Regions from separate parts of the Homo sapiens genome. Here region 2 is linked to region 1. Evidence: chromatin contacts called from ENCODE Hi-C or POLR2A ChIA-PET data. All regions are on one chromosome and are shown on one strand. Each heading gives the region's core, a stretch centred on a gene start or an enhancer-like site at or near the end of the contact. The rest is flanking DNA. Distances are from core to core; before and after follow the strand shown. Region 1 has its middle 71 kb from the start of SLCO3A1. Region 2 overlaps SLCO3A1 (solute carrier organic anion transporter family member 3A1).

Region 1 (4,038 bases), core at 965-3,464:
GTCCCCACATAGTGTCAAGGGAAAATCAACACTTTAGAGATCCCCTAAGCAGGGCTCAAGCTTCGATTTTGACATGTGACCTCAGAAGAGCTATGTGATCTCCTTGAGCCTCAGTCTCCTCGAGCCTCAGTCTCCTCAACTACAAGAATATGGATCTTCAGGCTGGGCACGGTGGCTCACGCCTGTAATCCCAGCACTTTGGGAGGCTGAGGCGGGCGGATCACGAGGTCAGGAGATTGAGACCATCCTGGCTAACATGGTGAAATCCCGTCTCTACTAAAAATACAAAAAAAAAAAAAAAAAAAATTAGCCGGGCGTGGTGGCAGGTGCCTGTAGTCCCAGCTACTCGGGAGGCTGAGGCAGGAGAATGGCATGAACCCAGGAGGCGGAGCTTGCAGTCAGCCGAGATCGCACCACTGCACTCCAGCCTGGGCGACAGAGCCAGACTCCATCTCAAAAAAAAAAAAAAAAAAAAAAAAAAAAAAAGAACATAGATCTTCATATCTACCCAAAGGGTGAGAGTAGCAATGAAATGATATATTCTGAATTTAGACTCTGGCACAGTGCTTGGCATGGAAAGTGCACAGCCCATGTTCCCCTCCCCTTTGCTTGCTCATCCCTGCACCATTTATGATGCAGTCAAATCCAAGATTTTCTAAAAAGCTTCCATCTGCCTAAAAATACATTCTTAACCATTCTAGAATTCTGTCCCTAGAGAGACTTTTGTGCTAGATTCACAAGCAGGGGCATTATCAAGAAAAGCTGAATTTTCTAACTAGAAGGTGTTCTCCTATTGGTAGCATATTGTCAGTATTTAATTTAGTGATGTAGCTGATTGGTAACCCCCATCCCTCAATGGTGAATGTTGGGGCAGGTGGGGGTATTTAGGGGCCAAGGCAGCCTTAGGCATGGGAAAGAGGAAGGTGGTGGCTATGGGAGAGGTGGCAAAGGTTTCAGGGTGGGAGGCAGGCCTCAGGGGGTGGACACACAATGCTACTCACTTTGACTCACCCTGCATGGTACCTTGACATGATGGGCAGGAGGAGAACAGAATCTTCAGATAGATGTCAACCCTGGCAGCTGCCCAGATCAAGCTGGAGTTCCCTGAAGATCCTCAGCATGCTCTTGAGGTTGGGGGATGGTGTCAATGCTAATCATTAATAATAAAAAGCCAGAATCTTCCATGAGCTCTAGAGAGTGAGAGTCTGTAACTTTGCTTTATTTTTAACACCAAGTTTCTCCCAGCCTCACTCTCCTCTCATATATAAAGATGACCGCAAGTGCAAAAATTTGATTCCACTAAAGTGGAAGAGAGCCAGAGAATTTCTAGCTGGTTGGATTTGGGAGTTTTTCCTGTTATTGCTACAATTAAATAGATATTGGCAAATAGTGTAACCTGCAGGGAACCAAACAGAGTGTGGAAGTGCCTGGTTGGTTATAATTAGAAATATACATCATTCTCCTTTCACCGAAGTGACAGAGAGTGGTATTTAAAGGGACAGTGAGGAATGGCAGATGAACAGCCTTGACTCAGCAACAGTTAAAAGCCACCTTACAAATTACCGTACATTTTGCAAGTGTAGTTAATATTCTTTCCCCCTCATTTTTAAGAATGCATCTTAGACTGGTTGAGGTGTTTCATAGCTGAATCTAGAGGCATGTAAGCACAAGATGTTTACATTTCAACAACAAACTACCTTTGTAAGTATACGGTCTTTTCATCTGCAGGTTGTATTGTGCCTGTGTGTATTGATGAGAATGATGATTATTCAGTCACTTAGGAAAACATGAAATAAATCTATTTAAAACCCCGACATATAAAAAGTCCTGCTCATTTTCCTGGCTCTGATGAAGGCAATAGGAATGTAATTTTCTTATCTGTAAAAAACGGGGCCCAACTCCATTGTATTAGACAAACATTGATTACGCGCCAACTTAGTGCTGGGCCCCCTTACTAAGAGGGTGGGGAAGAGGGCAGAGGGCTGAGGGCTGAGAGGAAGAGGGGAGAAGAACTAGGCAGTGTAGCCTAATGGTTTAGTGCATGAACTTTGCGGTCTGATAGATTGGATTTGAAACTTCCTTCTGCTACTTCTTAACCTCGTGACCTCCAGCAAGCTACTTAACCTTGGTTTCCTTATGTGCAAAGTGAGAATAAAAACAATGCCTAGGTTTTTAGGGTAGTTGATATAAGATAATGCCAGTAACCATGAGGCAATAACGTTGGCATTGGGCCCATCTTGGCAAAAGTCCCACGTGGAGGTAAGTGTGCAAATAACACATTTCAATAGAATATAGTAAGTCATATGGTGGCACTATATTCTGTCACACGAGGGCCACTCTGAAGCTTATAATTAGGACCTAGTTTCCTGAAACTGGCATCTGGCTGAGTTCCAAAGGAAGAAGAAGAGCTCGTCAGATAAGAAGAGCATCAGAGATACTGAGGATAACTTGAGCAAAAGTGGAGAGGTATCAATCACCCTAAGGGAGCTAGGAGACAACCATTGATACTGCCCATAGCTCCTTCTGGGTGCTGTGAGGCTGACAACAGAGAACAGTGGACAGGGAACACATAGAGAGAGGCAGAGTGGGGCCAGGCAAGCAGCAAGTGATGAAGTGACACCAATCTAAGCAATTTCTCATTTGCTCATCAAGCACTCTGAAGGTCCAAAAGTTTTGATAGAGGGCAAAGCTGCACAAAAGAGACAAGAAGAAGGAGGCTTTGGCATTCTGAGTTTCCTGAGATGGAGCTGTGTTTATGATGCTCTGGGTGATCATGAATTTATACTGTCATGTGTTGGAGATTGGGACAAGTATGGCCACGGGGGTGTCTCAGCAGAGCTGTGCAGGGCCCTGACTGATGGCACTGTGTGAGAACACAAGAGGAAAGAGAAGACTATGCCCTCCTGGTCTGGAGACAGACATAGGCAGACACAGAACTGAGAGCCTGTCTTCGGTCTTCCTGGGTTGGGCAAGGGAAACTCAGCACAGCTCATCTTCCTAGGCAGCAAAGGGAGAATGGCATTGTGAATTAAGGGCAGTTTCTAGATGGTGGCTTATTCTGTGTTTGTGGACAGATAGAATGACCTTCAGGCCCAAAGACATGCTGTGTGAGGGGTCACTGGGCCAGAAAGGAGTGGATACATGACTGATCTTGAGCCTTGGTCCCCCAGTGGCTCATTAGCTGGATCGCAGCTGAGAAGAAAGGAGGCTGTAGCAGAATTATTATATCACTGATCTTAAGGTATCAGAAATTCTCAAAGGAAAGAAGCTGTAGAGGTACACATAAGGGAATACTTCATACTTTCTAGGTAAATATTTGAATGAAAAGTTACAGAAATATTAAATGATATGCATAGGCATTATAAAATCACTGAAAATAAAATAAGTTGAATGAAGAGCAATGCATGGCAGTGTCCTTTTGGTGAGGATGAGTCAAAATGGGAAAGTAAAGGAACGGTGGTATGCAGCCTTGAAGCGAGGCCCCCAGTGCACCCTGCCTTCTGGGCCTCATATCCTTGTGTAGTTCCCTCCCCATGAGTGCGGGCCAGACCTCCCTGCTTCTAATGAGTAGCATATGGCAAAAGGGAGAGGATGTCACTTCTGAGCCTAGATTATAAAAGATCATGACTTCCATCTTTCTCTCTCTCTCTCTCTCTCTGTGTGTGTTTTGCATTCTTAGTTTGCTTACTTTAATGAAGCCCACTGCCATGCTGCAGAGGCCCACGTGGCAAGGAACACAGGACAGCCTCCATCCATCAGCCACTGGGGAACTGAGGCCCCCATTCCAACAGCCCACAAGGAGCTTGAATCCTGTTAACAACCACGTGAGTGAGTTTGGAAGCAGATCCTTCCCCAGTCAGGTCTTAAGATGACTCGCCCTCGTCGACACCTTGGTTGTAGCCTGTGGGATCCTAAGCCAGAAGATCCAGCAATGTTGCACCCAGATTCCTGATTTACCAGAAGTGTGAGATAACTAATGCATACTGTTATAAGCTGCTGTGTTTGGGCTAATTGGTTGTACAGCCATAGATAACTAAT
Region 2 (4,038 bases), core at 809-3,308, 300 kb before region 1:
GTGAGCATGGTACAAATGCTCCCTCGGCCTCAGTTTCCTCCTCTGTAAAATGGGATGACAACAATCCCTACCTCCTAAGGGGTTATTGAGGGTCAAATACGTAGTGCACAGAATGCTTCTGATCAATTCCTGGAACACAGACATTCTCAAAAACCATCAGCTGTTATTTGTTCTTCTTACTGGTGCCTCTAACAGCAGGATTTTCTTTTTTTATGACGTTTTAAATCACTTAGGTAAACTCTGCTTTTTTTAGAGAATGTGGAAAATACAGGATCATGTAAAGGATTAGCATCGTTCTCATATTTCCCTTTAGGCATTATTATATTTGTACTGTCTTTCTTCATATGCGTTTATCATTCCTGGAACCATGTAAGTTAATTTACAAACAAAACCCCTTTTCTTCATTTTAAAAGCAGCACATGCTCATTAAGGATGACTGAGGATAAACCAAGCGTAGAGAGGCAGAATAACACAGTGGCCAAGAACACAGACCCTAGAGCTGCATGGCCAGGGTCTGCAGTCACTGGCTGTGTGACCTTGACAAAGGTACTTACCTACTCTGGCCCTCCATACTCTCACCTGTGAGTGAGGTTAACAGTACCCACCTCGCAGGATTGTTTTGAGGTTTGGGTGATTAGTGCCTCACAAGGGCTTTCCACAGCGCCTGGCATACAGTAAGTGCTCAATAAATTTTAGCAATCATTATTACAAAGATGACAGCACAAATCACCATCTCTCACCACCCAGAAACACTGACATGCATTTAGATCTTCCCTTCTCGTCTGTTTCTATGCACAAGGCTTATTTCTTATGAGTAATTTTTAATAAATCCCAACACAGTTCTCCTAATGACAGAAAGCTTAGAGACAAATACGATTCTCTGAAGAACATACTTCTGAAGAATACAATTATCTATTGCAATAGAATTTCAGGTGCTGATAGAACGGAACTGCAAGGACCAGGCACTTCTCAGCTGTCCTTGGGAGAGTGGTGAAGGGAGAACCTACTGTACCCAGGAGTCACGCTGCCCTGCACTCAAACCTCTGCTCAGATCCCTTCCTGAACGTGGGAAGGGAGGGCACCTGAGGACAGTGAGATCTCACATGACAGTCAGTCCTGACTTCTTAGCAGTGACAGAGACAGCACCAAGCTAGCTGGGCAGCAGAAGGGCAGAGCTGAGGGTTCTGTACTTGACAAAATGAGAGATCCCTTTGGGGGAAGCCTGAGGTTTTCTTTAGAGGAATCTTGAGATTTGCTTGACTCAACTTCGAGGAAACAAGAAAACGGTCTCTCCTATAATATCTCGCAGGGCTGGTACACACGGGTGACGGCTTCTACCTCTTTACAAGGAAAGTGATCATTTCGTCTGATTATAAAAGTAATGCATTCAGCAGGGGGAAAACACAGTTTTCCTACCATCCAGAGGCAGTCATTTTCTTCAGCTCTTTCTCTGCCCCTTCTGATTTATTCAAGGTCAATCATTCTCACTATGCCTTGATAAGGTGAGTTTATGAGACTCTTTTTGTAGATGAGAATACAGAAGCGCAGAGAGATCAGTCAGCTGCACCAAGGTCACACAGCTTGTACATGGTGGAAGTGGATTTTAACTCAGGACTCCGGGACCTAGTTCCTAGAGAAAGAGCAGGTATCACGGCACAGTGGTGAAGGCGTGAGAATCAGCCAAGGCTGATTCCTACCAGGCTGGAATCCTGGTTACATTTCTCAATTTCTGGAAGATTCACTTCCCAACTCTGAGTCTGGGAAGAAGGGTTATCAGTCTTGTAGAACAGTGAGAATTATATGTAATGCATGCAAATCTTCTGATATCTGGCATGAATAGAAGCTTTCTAGAATTATCTTTGTGTTTCAGGAACAATGAGTCCAAGAATGGGGGCGTGCATGGCTGGTCTCCCTAGGCTGTTTCTTTGGCTGGACTTGGAGTAATTTTAACCCTAGATGGTTCTCGCAAGTGGGAGGAGTGAGGAGGAAACGCGGGTTGGCTGTGACTCTGCCCCACTAGAGGGCAGTGCTGACCTAGGAAAAAGAGCAATTCCAGGCTGCTTGAACATCCTTGGCCTCCACTTCCTAAATGCCTGTGAAACCCTCCGTCAGGGCTTTGCGTTTCTCATCACCCACTTGCCTTCGTCTCCTCAATTTATATAAATGTATTGCCACATCTTAAATCTGCAGGCTCAAAGTTCTCCCCTCAGAGGGAGCATTCTGCATCATATGTGCATGAATAAAACATGATCCATAAACAGCAGGAAACCTGCAATACACATTTATCTGGTGCCTGCTGCCAACAGCCTGCCAGCATTACATAACTGACCTTGCTTATGTCTGAGGAGGAGGTGAACAGGGAAGGAGACGGTGAGGAGGTGACCATTTATTGAGCACAAATTAGGTGTTAGACACTGTGTAATAGAATTATCTCCATCACAAAGTTTACAAACAAAACCAAACACTAATGTTACCAAATCCACACAGTACATGACAGAGCCAGAGCATATGTGCCCCTCCCCACATTACTGCACCTGTTGACCTCTTAGATCAGATACATCAATGGGGCTCAAACTGGGCTGCACATTGGATTCACCTCAGAAACTTGTAAAAAGAAAACACCAATCCCTAGGTCTCACTCCTGGAGATTGTGATGAAGCTGGTCTGGAAGACACACTAGGCAATGGGCTTTTCCCAAAGTCCCCAGGTGATTCTACCTGCAGACAGGTTGAGAATCCTGGACTAGAACCAGCCTCTGCCCTTGCTGCCCTTGACCAGACTTTCTCATTAAAAAGCACCATCAGTGGGCTGGGTGCAGTGGCTCACACCTGTAATCCCAGGACTTTGGGAGGCCGAGGTGGGCAGATCGCCTGAGGTCAGGAGTTCGGGACCAGCCTGGCCAACATGGTGAAAACCTTATCTCTACTAAAAATATAAAAGCCAGGCATGGTGGTGGGCACCTGTAATCCCAGCTACTAGGCAGGCTGAAGCAGGGAGAATTGCCTGAATCTGTGAGGTGGAGGTTGCAGTGAGCCAAGATCGCACCAGTGAGCCGAGATCACAACACTGCGCTCCAGCCTGGGCAATAGAGCGAGACTCTGTCTCAAAAAAAGGAGAAAAAGAAAAAAAAAAGCACCACTAGTGGTACCAGCACTGACCAAAGAAATAGCTGGTACCCAAAATGCATTTGGGAGGTAAAGAGTAGAATGATGGTTACCAGAGGCTGGGAAGGGGGCAGGGGAGGTGGGGATGGTTAATGGGTGCAAAAATATAGACAGGATGAATAAACTCTAGTATCTGATATTGCAACAGGGTGACTACAGTCAACAGTAATTTATTTTACATTTAAAAATAACTGAAAGAGTATCACTGGAATGTCGGTAACACAAAGAAATGATAAATGCTTGAGGTGATGATGGATACCCCATTTACCTTGATGTGATTATTGCACATTGTAGGCCTGTGTCAAAAAATCTCACGTACCCCATACACACACACACACACACACACACACACACACACACACACACACACAGCTACTATGTATCCATAAAAATGAAAAATACCTACCTTCCCCCGCCCAAAAAAAATGCATCTGGGCACATGGGCTAAAGGAAGAATATGGACACAATTTGATATTCACCCTGGAAGGTGGAGGGGCAGCCATTCACCAAATGTGGCCAGACCAAAGTCACTGAGCATGGTGACAGAACCCAAATCTCTCGTAAAGCCAGCCAAAGCAGCACTGTATGCCGCCACGAGTGTGAGCACTCAGCACAGAACTCTGCCTGGTGTACCCCGTGTGGCCTCTGGGGCACCGAGTATGGCCCCTACTGCTGTCTGGTATGGGCATGGGCCTTGCTTATGCTGGTCTTCAACCCAGTTTCTCCTTCTCCTCCAGGGCCCTAGCGGTGCATCAAAAACTGATCCTCCATTCAAAGCCTGCCTTAAATACCACCTCCTCCAAGGGGCCTTCCTAGATTTTCTCTCATCCTTCACCTTCTCTCTTCTGTCATAGTACGTGACCTGAGACTTTTT

Evidence for each region. A loop is a pair of places that touch in the nucleus more often than their neighbours do. ChIA-PET counts read pairs that join two places held with the same protein, here RNA polymerase II (POLR2A). Pooled maps may share reads with other maps.
Region 2: a pooled map of heart right ventricle shows a loop between it and region 1 (2.4-fold over the local background). The contact joins two enhancer-like sites. A Hi-C loop is called at or near these places in 4 of 50 pooled maps. POLR2A ChIA-PET finds 5 or more read pairs at or near these places in 2 of 52 experiments (Panc1 and activated T-cell).

Annotation. Positions count from the first base shown.
Region 1 is chr15:91,780,620-91,784,657 of GRCh38, reverse strand. No RefSeq gene overlaps it. Among named protein-coding and RNA genes, the nearest start is that of SLCO3A1, 71 kb to the left of the region's middle. Within about 2 kb of position 2,214, at least 2 of the 41 ENCODE cell types and tissues checked have a DNase peak (open chromatin) inside an H3K27ac peak, as active enhancers do.
Region 2 is chr15:92,080,436-92,084,473 of GRCh38, reverse strand. The region is part of intron 2 of SLCO3A1 (solute carrier organic anion transporter family member 3A1); the gene reads right to left. Among named protein-coding and RNA genes, the nearest start is that of SLCO3A1, 230 kb to the right of the region's middle. RefSeq lists an enhancer at 2,078-2,127. Within about 2 kb of position 2,058, at least 3 of the 41 ENCODE cell types and tissues checked have a DNase peak (open chromatin) inside an H3K27ac peak, as active enhancers do.